2 separate regions of the Mus musculus genome follow, and region 1 is linked to region 2. The links are chromatin loops, found by intact Hi-C in ENCODE. Cell type or tissue: heart. All regions are shown on one strand. Each heading gives the region's core, and the rest is flanking DNA. Links, peaks and the distances in the headings are about the cores only. Region 1 has its middle 6.8 kb from the start of H1f2. Region 2 holds the start of H2ac15 (H2A clustered histone 15).

Region 1 (6,830 bases), core at 2,576-5,075, 2.0 Mb after region 2:
AGAAGCCCTCAGTTGCATTGTGTTTGATTTCACAGGGTGGAAAAGGCTAGCCTTGATAAAAGGGAGTGTTCCGCGGCAGGGGTGGGAACATGGGAAGTGGTGAGGGCTAAAGTAGATAAGGAAAAGACTGCTTCTCAAGTCCAGCAGCTGCTACACAACAAATTCGCGGTCATTTTGGGAGACTCCATCCAAAGAGCGGTGTAAAAGGACCTGGTGCTTTGCTCCAGAAGCACACACTGCTCACAGCTTCCCAGTTAAAAGCCAAGATGAGAGAAGCTTGGCTGCCATGCTAGTATTGGGTGGGGGCTGACTCTGGCCTGAAAAGGACCACCTACCTGGCATGGATCTGACCGTCGGCGTGTGGGTGGGTGGGCAGGGGGAGCTGAGCTTTGCACAGGATCAGCTGGTGGCTGGGGGCCAGCTGGGAGAGCGGCGCAATGGGAAATAGTATTGCCAGGTCCGCCAGTTCTGCTCTGGTTCTGACCACTACTTTGTGTGCTTCTACTTCCTCACTCGTGTTACTCCGAGTACCTTGAGGACTTCTTGGAGGAGCTGTGATATGGACCTTCCCCTGACCTAGTGATCATCAACTCCTGACTTTGGGATCTCTCCAGATATGGCCGCTGCTCAATAGAGAGCTTCAGAGAGAACTTGGAACGAGCGTTTGTACGAATGGACCATGTTTTGCCAGACTCTTGTTTGCTGGTGTGGAACTTGGCAATATCTTTTGGGGAAACTTGTCACTGGAGGTTTCTTTCTGCCAGGCTCCAGCCCTTGGCCGTCTCTCTGCTACAGGATGTGGTTGAGAGGAACTTCTACAAAGCTACACTAGCAGGGAACTACTGTTTCGTTGTCCTAGATCTCCAATTCCGTTTCCAGCATTGTTGTACACCACCGTCATCGAGATTGTGTCCATTGGGACCAGCATGCACACCGCCACCTCTCACACTTACTTCTGACCCACTGGGCTGTGGAGCCACCTAAACATGGCCATCTCCCAGACCTGTGGGTTGAGGTCTGGCCAGAGATGGATCATTCATTCCAGGGAAGCCATTAAACAGCCCCCAGACTTCAGAGAGAAGCTGGCCTTGCCCCTGCTCCCATCTTTTCATTTGCCTTCCCTCATGTCTTCCTTACCCACTTTAGCCCTCACCACCTCCCATGTTCCCACCCCTGCCCCGGAATACCCCCTTTTATCAAGGCCAGCCCTTTCCACCCTGTGAAATCAAATACAATGTAATGGAGGGCTTCTCAATGCCAGGATATGGCCCTGGAATGGACTTTGTGCCTGGTCTCCTGCCACCATCAATCTCTGGCCCTGTCTCCCATGCTCAACACCGGGGCCCAGTGGTCCACTGAAGCAAGCCATGTTGTGTTCTGAACAACCTCTACCATGTACCATGGATCGGGGACCCATGCAGGCATCGACTTAGACATTCAGACAGACTGATCCACACATATAAACAGGACAGACGGGGGCATGCCCATTTGGGAACATGGCCTGGATAGGCAGGATCTTAGGTTGGGTCTAGAGATGGCAATGATGCTGGAGCATCTGCCTGATAACCTAGCAGTTGGGCCGGGATGTTCTTGTCCATTGCTGATATCAATAAAAGCATTGAAGGACAAAAAAAAAAAAAAAAAAAAAAAAAAAAAAAAAAAGAAAAAGAAAAAAGAAAAAAGAGAGAGAGAGAAAGTATGAAGACATCCTGAATGAATTAAATAATTCTAGGCCAGCTTTAGCTATAAAATGAATCTCTCTCTCTCTCTCTCTCTCATATACACACACACACAAAAGGAAAAAAGAAAAAAGAAAGAGAAAAGAGAGAAAGAAAGAGAAATAAATGGCTGTTGTAGTTTTCTTTCTGACAGGACGCTCAGTTTCAAAGACAAACAAACAACAAAAAGTAAAACAAATATTCACAATGGAACTTTTGATTCGGCCTCAGCTTCTTACCCTGTCACAGTTCTAGGTCATCAGTCTTGTCATCAAAACTCTCTGTATGTGGAAGGGCTTTAAAATCTGCTGAGTAATAGTTAGTGAATGATTAGCCAGCTGACGCTTTAGCCTGGAATTCCACGGACCGTCTGCCAGTACAAACACCCGCAATTGCAAAAGCCGACTGTGAGGAAAGAAGCAAGCTGCAGGTGACATGCTCTCTGTCTACACCTCAGTGGCTCTCCTGCCCCTGGACAGCTTCTGCAGGCGACCTGTTCTCTGTCTACACCTCAGCGGCTCTCCTGCCCCTGGACAGCTTCAAGCAGAACCCTTCTTGTTCAACTAACTCAGTGTCTGAAACTATTTAAAATGATTAGTTAGCAATGTGAGATGGGTGGGTTTTGTTTTTGCATGTGTTTTAAAAATTGTTTCTTATTAATTTATTCTTGTGTATTCTTAGCTGGCCTCCTGAATACTGAGATTTACAGGGATCATGCCTGAATGAATGTTGAATGTTCTTTTTTTCCTCTCCCCTCCACTAATGCTTTACATAATTTGTGTTGTTCCTTTCAGCAATGAGAAAATAGTCCTGGGGTGCCCGTTCAGTTGGACTTTCATATGATCATGCGTGAGTGCAGCCTGAGTCCCCTTGAGTTTATTGGGAGTATGACTAAGGGTGTGTGTTGGAATCAGGTGCTGGGCTAATCTTGAGCCCACTGTACAGTTATGAACCCTTTGTATCTCCATGATCGCCATATTTATTATCATGAGTACTGATAAAACTTAATTATGAACTTCATAATTTTCTCACTATAAGACAAAAGCTGCTCTTGCCTTATGATCACCAGCAGGGCTGGTCAGGGCCAAGACAAAGTTCTGGGTCCTTAAAGATACTACTGAGATGGAGCCAGGGTACACTACCAACAGGAACTTCAGTAGAAGTTGGAAGCAGAGTTAGAGTTTAACTAAAATATATTTCAACACATATTTACATACTGTTAGCAGATAGAGACACATAGGAAGATAGTTACACCAACTGTATATATAGGATTCTCAACAGAGTAGTGCTTAAGTGACTTTACAGTGGTCACATACATGACTTTAGTGACTGTAGTTAAGATGAGTGCTCAGGGACTTACATGACATCATAGGGCAACTCCTAATTTGTGTGCATAATTCAACACATTGGGTGGGATTATAGTTGATAAGGTAAAACCTTGGGGCACAAAGGCTACACAAGGGTTTTTTTTTTTTAACCTATAAATAAAGTTTATATTCTTTGTTAGATTCTAAGAGAGTTGCAGGTTCATAAACAGGCAAGGCCTATGGGAAGGCCATATGTATTCAAGTCTTGAGCATGGTTCATTGCTTACTTGAAAGAACTTGCTATAAAAGGAATATTGTCTCTACATAGGCAACCTTCACAGCAAATATTGCTAATTGAGCTGCAATTGTTGACTTTTAGCTCTCGGACTTCAACTAGACGCCCAGTGAGGGATTCCTTTGCTTTGTGTATCCCTTCAACTGCCTGTCTTTCTGTTTCCCCTGTTTTGCAGGGCAGTGCCTTGTTAGCCTATTTATTGTGGCCATTTTACTTAAAAGCAAACAAACAAACAAACAACCCCCCCCCAACAACTAAGAACTGATTTAATAACTTAAATCAAGGCTCTATCATTAAAATCTACCACCGTATAAAGTGACCATCGTTCCTGATCATCCTGCTGTGAGCTCTTTCTCACAGCCAGCATCACTTAACTCTTCTGAGGAGAGCTCAGTTCTCCAGTTCTTACAGGAGGACAGACTGCCTGGATTGCTCTGTCACTCCCTAAGCCCAGCGTTTGCGAGGCTTATTGTAGTTGCTGATGAACTCATTGTAGAGGGAATGAGCCAACATGGATTCTTCAGTCACTTAAGAGAAGAGTCCAGTTCACTTAATTTCTTCTTCTTATGTTCCCTGCCAGTGGACAGACTACATATCATGAATTTCCGGTTTTTTAATCATGATTATATGACAAACGGTGTTAATAACTTCTGAAAGGGATAGAAAAATATAAACATAGCCGAGGATTAATGCTTATCTAGGTCAAGAGAAATTTGAATGGCATTTAAGGTAGCAGTCTTGTTTTGGCCTGCCATCTAGTGTCTGCTAAGGCAAACAGCAGCACGTGTTGAAAATGGTTGTGATTCCTAGAAGATACAAATTTCACACATGTCATGTAGGGGTGAAAACCTATCTAAAACTAAATAGAGTGGTAAGTAGTTAATTGGTAGGGATGTGTTTTTGCTTTGTATACTTTATATATATGAAATTTGAAAGTCTTATGTTATTCAAGCTTGGTTCAATTGATGACCTATCTCATTATGTAGTCCAAATTGTTCTCCAACTTTGGAGAATCCTCTTGCTTTAGTCTCCAGAATCCTGGGATTACAGACATGAGCCATCACACTTACAACTAATTATTATCTATCTACCCATCTTTCTATCATCTATCATCTATGTTTCGAGAAAATCTCCATGTAAGTATTGGCTGGCCTGGACTCTCCATGTGGAACATGTTGGCCTAGAACTCACAGAGGTCTGGCTGTCTCTGTTTCCTGAGTGCTGCCATGAAAGGGGTGTGGCACCTCTCATGGCTTTAGTTGAAAACTTTATGCCTCCTCGAACTGTATGTTGTGCTAGAGGCATGAAATGCTAAGACTGCTGCTCTGTGCTGGGGAAGTCTGGGTTTGGGGTTTTCCTTTGCTGAAATGTTAAGGCTGGGTAGGATGCTTGCTATTCGCTGGGATGATCACGGTGCTGGAAAGGCCTCTTGACTAGTACTCACTAAGCTGTTTATGAGCCTTAAGGACACTCACATCAGCACAGTCAGGGATGGGCACTAGTTTGTACATAGGTGTTTATGTGCAGTATTCTAAACTAGTTTTTATTCTTTGTATGTTCATCTGAAATTTATTGTATATCATAAATATGTATGGATCCATAAATCCCACAACAACCTATAAAACATGTGGTTTATTATTATTGGCATCTTTCAAATGATGAGAGTAGCATGGGCACATTAATTAACTCATCCAAGGTTAAGCAGCTGGAAAACAGCAAAGCTGAATTTAACTCAGATAATCCATCTATGAGCCAGGGTAGACAGGCCCTTGAGTAATATACAACCCTGCTTTGTTTTGTAAAATAAGAAAGAAAACACAACTACTCTTATTAGCCATGCAAGTATATTTCATATATTTGACTGCTACAAATCTTAGGTCAGTTAACTTGATAAGAATTTGGTCACATTAGAAGTTCTGTGTAATATAAGAAGATTGAGATAATGTGGGAGTGCATGCAAGGTCGAAACATCATGGCCTTTCTTATGAATTAACCAGCCATAGCCTCTTGTCATCAAAAGTATGATCTGCCTGGAATGGAGGAAGCAGGGACAGAGGTGTTATGTGAGGGTCTTCACAAGCTTGCAAAGTGGACATGGAATGGGGTTCTGGGTGACTGTTGGGATAGACCCTTATGTGCAGAGTCATAGACTTGCATCATTTACTCATCTCCTGGTCCTCCAGCGCATAATCATATTTGTTTACACACACACACACACACACACACACACACACACACACACACACACACACACACAAACACACACAAACACACGCCACTCCTTCCCATCTGGGACGGCCCAGCAACATCTCCTCTTATTAGGGTAACACCCGGGTCCTTGGGCCTTTGTGATGCATCTGAGAAATACAAGTAATCCAAAAGTTGGAAACAGCTGGTTGGACTTGCTCTACTCTCATCCATCTGTCAGACTTGATCTATTCTCATCAATCTCTTCAAAGTAAGGAAGGGACAACCTTTCTCAGAATCATGCCCACAGCAGAGGGTTCTCACATCTTAAGGGTCTGGTGGGAATAACTGTTACATGAGCAGTGACTGAGTGAGCACACCCCAAACTTTGAAGGGGAACCCTCGCTACTAATCCTCACTATCATCAAAGTGTAAGTTGTTGCTCAGGAACTGGGCATCGTCCCCAGCACGTGAATGAAAGAAGTGGAAATAAAACCAAGCCTGTGTGCATCAAAGCTATGTCTCTAGATCACTGTCATCGCCAGTAAATTGTAATCTCCACCCACGCACAACCTTGCATGTTTTGGATCAGTGTGGTATGGTCTTTTGAATGAGCTGAAGCATAAGAACTTCCCATCTGATGTTATATATGGTTTCTTTGTATATGAGATAGAAATCTGTAGTGTAGCATATATACCTTACATATGAATAACATATAATTATAAATGCATTTAAGTTTGTATCTTAAAAGATTATTAAACAAATCAATTTAATACCTAGCTTCAATACCTCCTGCCTCCCTATCCCCTGGACTTAAGCAATTCTCTTATCTTACAATTTCACTGCTGCATCACTAATTACTTAAGGAAAAGGTTTAGCCCATACACTAGCCTCTTACCGTTCGTTGTCTTTCAGATTTTTGTTTTCCTGTGAGTTGTACTTTCCCTGTAATGCTTGTTTGTGTCTGTCCTAGCAGGCACCTGGCCTTGAGAGGAAATTCTCTCCTTGGATGGTTGTTGTTTATGTTCACTGCAGGTGTTCTGTGCTTAAATAAGTGCTAGGAGGCTGTCTGGTGCAGGGTGTCCACAGCAAGCGTGTGCTTAGGGATGACAAAATACTTTCTTAGCACATTTAGCTGTATATTTCCCACAAAACAACCATGTGTGAGATGATTCCTGGGCTCTCATCAAGGTAACTATCTAACTTACGTTTCCTTTTGTGCCTTCATTATAAGCTTAGACTGAGAAGGTATAAAAAGTGTATATTGTCATCATTGTCAATTTTGTATATTTGGAAGGCGAGCTTAAAGTTTTGAAAACATTT
Region 2 (6,830 bases), core at 2,557-5,056:
CTGAAATCAGAGTTGCTGGGAGGGAAAAACAATCAGCTCTGAAGCATGATCTGGGAGCAATACTGGCTACTTCTGAGGCAGAGGCAGAAAGATCACAGGTTTGAGGCCAGCAATGGCAAACAGAAGGTTATGGGATGCTGGTAATGTTGTATCTACAGAATGAATTCAATCTCCAGCACTACTCCTAAAACTCAAAAGCCCCCCCCCCCCCTCTATGGCATATCTGTACTAGAGAGCTAGAGAACCAGCTGGTGTGTGTGTGTGTGTGTGTGTGTGTGATGTAATACTGTCAATTATACCGATAAGTGAGATCACAGAAAAGATCATGTCTTAAGCACAAAGCCAGGAAAATGGCATTTACTAATTGACGTGTTAAAACTCTCTGATACACCAATTAGTTCACTTTACACAAAAATGTGAAAGCTGACCATTACAAAGTAGGTCACCCATGTCAGAGACATTACTTGTATTCTTGGTCATGAGGACTTTCTAACCCTTCTGACATGAGTACAGCGCTTCAAAGAATTAAGTGGGTGGCCCTGAAAAGGGCCTTTTGTAGCAGAAATAAAAGACAAAGACTTAGCCTCCGAATCCGTAGAGGGTGCGGCCCTGGCGCTTGAGCGCGTAGACCACGTCCATGGCGGTGACGGTCTTGCGCTTGGCGTGCTCCGTGTAGGTGACGGCGTCGCGGATCACGTTCTCCAGGAACACCTTCAGCACACCGCGGGTCTCCTCGTAGATGAGGCCGGAGATGCGCTTCACTCCCCCGCGCCGGGCCAGGCGGCGGATGGCGGGCTTGGTGATGCCCTGGATGTTATCGCGCAGCACTTTGCGGTGGCGCTTGGCGCCACCTTTACCGAGCCCTTTCCCGCCCTTACCTCTGCCAGACATGACTGCACTCAGGACAGCTCAGAACAGAGATGCTGACAGGGAGCCTGAGCGCCGCCTTTTTATACTGCGGCGGGCGGACCGAAATGAGAACCTGCAGGGAAGAGGCGGGAAGTTGCGCCCGCAGCTGTGGGGGAGGGGAAGACTTACCAAAAAGAAAAAGGGCGCCTTTTGTTTCCCTGTCCGAGCTTTCTGAGGGAACTAGCTCCTCACGCCCTTTTAAGAGTTTGGAGAATCGAGCGCACAATCAGTACACTGACTGTACAAAATACAGAAAGCCAAGCGGCCCCTTAACAACCCGTAACCCCGTCCAGAGAGGACACTGCAGGCGGCTGCTAAGGCGCTTTGGTGCTCAGTACACACTTTCCAACGTGCAAACCGTGCTCTGAATTACCTTGTGTTCCTTCTCTATTGTAACCACATTTCAAATGTTTTTTGTTTTTGGTTTTTTGGGTTTTTTTAGTTCAAACTTACAAAAAGCCTCATAATACCTGTATTATTCTCTTGAGAACTTTTCATAAAAGCACCAATCGGTATTACTCATCTGCATCGCTTGGTGAATCATTTTAAGTTTAAAGTCATTTTTCACCGTTAAGTGAATTTTTCATCACTATACTTACGGTCACTTCTGATATTTCTATTGTGACCATATTAAATTTAAGCTTATCTATATTGACATTTCATCGCTCTTATTGCCAACCTCATTTCTCAAAGATTTTTTTTATTTAATTGACTTTCACTAATATTTTCAAGAAAATATCCAAGTGGGTTTGTGAAGTCTGAACAAAATATTTGAAGACAGGGGTTCATCTGTGACTACTATGCTCTGTACTAATACTCTCTGTACAGTACAAGTATAATGAAAAACACTTTTTTTTAATCTCCTGAAACTTTTCCCCCACATCTACTAAATTAGGATCTGTCAAGAAAATTGATGGAAAAACTATATTTACAAAAACTGGTTGATTGACAGGAACTACATATATGAGAGGTATGAAAACAGTGAAATTGGAGTGTCACAGGTTCTAATGCTGGTTGTCTTCTTGGTCACACTTTATGCTCTGAATGTGGTCCTCTATGTCTAACAGTTTGTGACTAATAGATAAAAACCTCATTTGTAACCTCAACATAGCAGATCAGTAGTTTCCACCAATCCAAAAGGCAAGAAAGTCATCAGATAGTATCTGGGATCTGTAGAAAAGTTTCTCCCACATTGCTGCACATCTCTCCAATATGTTTAAACCTATCTTTACTTTGTTTTATAACTTCATAAGACTCCTTCCATGTTGGAACATGAAATTTGGAGAAACCTCTAGTATACACTGTTTCTTATTCCCTTTCAGGTGAGAGGTGAGTGGATTTTTTGGTTTTGTTTTTCTATCTGTCTCTGTGTGTGTGTGTGTGTGTGTGTGTGTGTGTGTGTGTGTGTGTGTGTGTGTGTGTTTCAACTATGCAGGGATGATGACGCAAGTCAAAGTCAGAAAGGTGGGAAAGGATAAACCATGAAGAGTATTAGGGCTGTACCAGAGAGCTGTGAAGAGGCACAGTTAAGAGCCTGTCATCTCCGCTCAGTAGAGAAAACAAGGACTACACTGAAGACTGGCTTCAGTGCCTGTGAATCCTGAAAGAAAGCCAATGGCTATTTTAGGAACCCAGATAAAATGATGAGTTTGGCTTGAACCCGTATGCTGGGACTTTTCTCCAGGTGTTCTGGAGGTGCTCCCATGTCTCTGCTTTCTATGAGGAAGTCTCATGAGAAAAAGACAATTAACAATAAAAAGTGACAAAGGAAGGGTTTCTTATTCCTCTGTTTCAAATTTGTCATTTGAATACTGTGGAACTTGAAGATTTGACTATAGGACACCAAGCAGGCTGGGAGGTCCAACAGGATGTATAAGGTTTTTGATTGTTGGTGGATCCTGGCTTCCATCAAGCTCCACATGTCCAAGAATGATGTGTGTTTGGTTCAGTCCGTGTGTGTAAGTGGAGTTTGGCACAGGATATAACAGGCAGTGGGTACTCGACCTGTGAGATGACAGGGAGACTGAGACCTGCAATTCTAGCTTCTCTCTGCCGCAACCCTAAACCTGATGTTAGCTAGGAATTAAACTAGAGAACTCTTACAGGATCAGCAATCATCCTTGACCACTTGGCCACTCCTCCAGCCCCCTAAATGACTTTTTCATGGTAACTGCTGTCCATATATACTCCAAATTGTTTTCAGATAACATAACTCTAGTAATAGATTTACTACATCAATCTTCAACCTTCCTTTCTAGAGTTCCTTTTCTGCTAATTTCTTCTACTGACTCAGAATAAATAGAAATATACTGAATTGTATATCTTCGGCATTTCTTCGGCAAGTCTGTTGGCAGCAGAGGGTTTTTTTGTTTGTTTGTTTTTAACATTTTCTTTAACCTCAGCCTCCTTAAAAGTTTGTGCAACCACGGTAACCTTTATCTTGCATGTAAGTTATAAGGTGTTTACAAAAAAAAAAAATCTTCTGCAATGTAACAGAAAAGGTTGAAAGGGGGTATAAAGCTGAACAGATTCCCAAATTTTATAAAAACGACAGACGTCATCCTGTAAATGCTGAGGGAACTAAGTAGTCCCTAAGCTGTAACTTGCTCTTCCTCCTAGAATGCACTACAGGAAGATACAAGCAAACTTCGTGGCCTGAAACATTAAAACGTAGTAATAGCTACTAGTATTTATAGGTCAGTAAATTAAATTTCACACTGGCTTGTATAAATAGGTTGGATGCAACAATTCTAAAGGCATTAATAAAACTAGGGTTAGGTTCACATTATCTCAGTGTTGCACTCATTAGCCCAATAATGATCCAAAGTAGCACAACTCCTCCAAGTGTTTTTGTAGGTGGCTCTGAAAAGAGCCTTTGGTGGTTGGAAAGGGTTGCTTTCTATCAAGGGCCTCACTTCCCCTTGGCCTTGTGGTGGGTCTCGGTCTTCTTGGGCAGCAGCACGGCCTGGATGTTGGGCAGGACGCCGCCCTGCGCGATGGTCACGCGGCCCAGCAGCTTGTTGAGCTCCTCGTCGTTGCGGATGGCCAGCTGCAGGTGGCGCGGGATAATGCGCGTCTTCTTGTTGTCGCGGGCCGCGTTGCCCGCCAGCTCCAGGATCTCGGCCGTCAGGTACTCTAGCACGGCTGCCAGGTACACCGGGGCGCCGGCGCCCACGCGCTCCGAGTAGTTGCCTTTGCGGAGCAGCCGGTGCACGCGGCCCACGGGGAACTGCAGGCCGGCCCGGGAGGAGCGGGTCTTGGCCTTGGCGCGAGCCTTGCCACCCTGCTTGCCTCTTCCTGACATGGTAGAACCTAGAATATAAGCCTGCTCAGTAAGTGGTTTGAAGGCAAAGCTGACAGTATTTATAGTCAATGCAGGGCATGAAAAAGTAGGAATTTCATTGGTTACATAGAAGCATTGCACCTAGACCAATAACAGAGTTGCATTGAAAAGCCCTTGCTATGATTGGGTATTTGGTGGATGACGACTGCTAATTCGCGATAGCTATAGCCACAAGTTTGTTTAAAAGGCAGCCTGTGCAGACACACTTTACATTTCTTTTCTTTCTGTATCTTTAGGCTTTTGGTCAGTTCCTACCATGCCTGAACCCGCTAAGTCCGCTCCCGCCCCGAAGAAGGGGTCCAAGAAGGCCGTCACCAAGGCCCAGAAGAAGGACGGCAAGAAGCGCAAGCGCAGCCGCAAGGAGAGCTACTCGGTGTACGTGTACAAGGTGCTGAAGCAAGTGCACCCCGACACCGGCATCTCCTCCAAGGCCATGGGCATCATGAACTCGTTCGTGAACGACATCTTCGAGCGCATCGCGAGCGAGGCGTCCCGCCTGGCGCATTACAACAAGCGCTCGACCATCACATCCCGGGAGATCCAGACGGCCGTGCGCCTGCTGCTGCCCGGGGAGCTGGCCAAGCACGCCGTGTCGGAGGGCACCAAGGCTGTCACCAAGTACACCAGCTCCAAGTGAGTTCCTTTAACTCACACTCCTAACCCAAAGGCTCTTTTCAGAGCCACCCACACTTTCAACTAAAAAAGGCTGTTGCCCTGTATTCACTTTGGGGTTCCTCTAACTCACTCCTGAAACAAAGGCTCTTTTTAGAGCCACTCACTTTATTGGAAGGATGTGCACTTTGTGAGATAATTGCTTAGAAATCTAAAGACTTATGGAAGGTGTCAATTCCAGAGGTTCATGACTAGAAAGTTCCCTTCCACACTATAAACTTAACTGGTCTTAACCTATACATATAGCACCTATTCCTACCCTCTTGAATACAGTGTTGTAAGCCGTCTTTCTTTTTTCCCTCCTCTTTGCATTAATTTAACAGAAGTAAAACATACACTCATCTTGTCCTTATCAGTTAGTGGCTTCATTAGCCAATTACTGTGCTGCGCGGGCAATTTCAAATTTAAGCGCCAGAGATAGTGGCGTTTGTTTCTCCACCATTCTTGGGGTGCTTCCCTTATCCACTGTTTCTGATGCTTGGAACAAATTTAAAAGGAAAAGTCAGGCCTTTGCCTGCTGTTTCCTTATTCTCACCTTAATGGGATTTTCAGTTTAAATATTGCAATAGATTAGTTGAAACATTTTTAAATCTTTCTGGAATCTACACGAAATCGCTCCAGTTCTTTTGGTGGTACATTTTTATATGATTAGTGTATTCTAGTGACTCCCAGCTCATAAGCAACAGTTTTGAATTTTTTGTTTGTTTGTTTAGGGGACATGGCATTCTTTCAGACAAACTAGTAGAAATAGATACATGTTTCTTCATTTTTTTAAATGAATTAATCGAGATAAATTAACAATACATGTCATATACAGAAGAAAACAGCTGAAATAAATTTCAGGCATGTTTTAGGAGGTTCACATACAATAGCACTTCATAAAATCAAAACCAAATTAGTTTTGAAGTTCATATAAAAGTGTGTGATTACCAACTAATAATATTGATAAGTGAAAATAAAAAATATTACACAGAGACTATTTGAGCGATAAAGGTCGGCTCAGATGTCTGGGAAGCACAGAGCCTCTGAAAACTTTTTGGGAACAGAAATTTGCTCTTGCATGTTTGACATAATTTGCTTTACATTTCGGTGTGTGTTTCCTATGTCATCTTGGTTGTCACATACTATATATATGATAGTATAGATACAATAGAGAGGGAAAGAACCTGTGTAAAAATTCTAAACTTCATTACATTTTTCATAAAGAAAAATTTATGAAAACCTTGTTTCTCTAAGTATTTGTATTTTCTTTTACTATGAAGAGGGATAGAGGCCAATAACAAGGCTCATGGGTTTAGATTTGGGCTAAAATTATGTGTGAAAGATCAGGGCTAAGAAGAGGAAAGGACTCATCTTATGTGGGAAGCAGAGTACAAAGGCTTTATTCTTAACCATAAACTGTTACAGCTCTGGTTACAAACTAAACAGTGTATAATGCACCAAACTATAATGTTTGGATTTTTTTTTCGTACTATACAAAGAATACTTTTTTTTTGTCAAGGAAATACTTACTGGAGTGTGAAGGCAGTAGGCTGCCATAATTATGCAAACATCCTCTTGTTTTCAAGGGATGGCTAGCAAGTGTATTGTCTTGGCCTGACATCTTTCACCAAATTTTCATTTCCCCTTTTCTGTTTAACCATATTTTGTAATATAATATTGAATATGGATGATCAATATTGAATTACTGTTTTGATGGTAAGAGAGGTTTGTTTTGTTTTGTTTTGTTTTGTCAGACTAAGAAGCAAATAATCGGTACAAACACCCCAGGATAGGAAGAGCTTACAATCTTAAATTGATGAAATGGGTTTAATTGACCCAAGGCACCAATAATTTATTAGGTGGGTATTTATACCTACCAATGATTTATCACCAGATAGTTCATACAATGGTTGTACAAATATGT

Evidence for each region. A loop is a pair of places that touch in the nucleus more often than their neighbours do. Peaks named below come from ENCODE experiments on the same cell type or tissue, not always from the same donor. Only the 100,000 strongest peaks of a DNase experiment are listed, where the experiment ranks them.
Region 1: it touches region 2 in a loop (2.1-fold over the local background); 1 of 42 quality-filtered maps calls a loop at or near these places.

What each region holds. Positions count from the first base shown.
Region 1 is chr13:23,728,598-23,735,427 of GRCm38, forward strand. It overlaps the pseudogene Gm11338. Among named protein-coding and RNA genes, the nearest start is that of H1f2, 6.8 kb to the right of the region's middle. RefSeq lists an enhancer at 559-667. In heart, for the core only: a CTCF peak has its summit at 4,098 (motif pointing left); no DNase peak of the experiment used is centred there.
Region 2 is chr13:21,749,615-21,756,444 of GRCm38, forward strand. H2ac15 (H2A clustered histone 15) reads right to left here and starts at 4,298. Exons shown (of 1, transcript NM_178183.2): 1 at 3,763-4,298. The coding sequence starts at 4,213. The coding sequence ends at 3,821. H2bc15 (H2B clustered histone 15) reads left to right here and starts at 4,462. Exons shown (of 1, transcript NM_178201.3): 1 at 4,462-4,939. The coding sequence starts at 4,509. The coding sequence ends at 4,889. H4c12 (H4 clustered histone 12) reads right to left here and starts at 939. Exons shown (of 1, transcript NM_178211.2): 1 at 531-939. The coding sequence starts at 891. The coding sequence ends at 580. In heart, for the core only: a CTCF peak has its summit at 3,958; a DNase peak (open chromatin) is centred at 4,307; H3K4me3 peaks cover 2,304 bases; H3K27ac peaks cover 2,301 bases.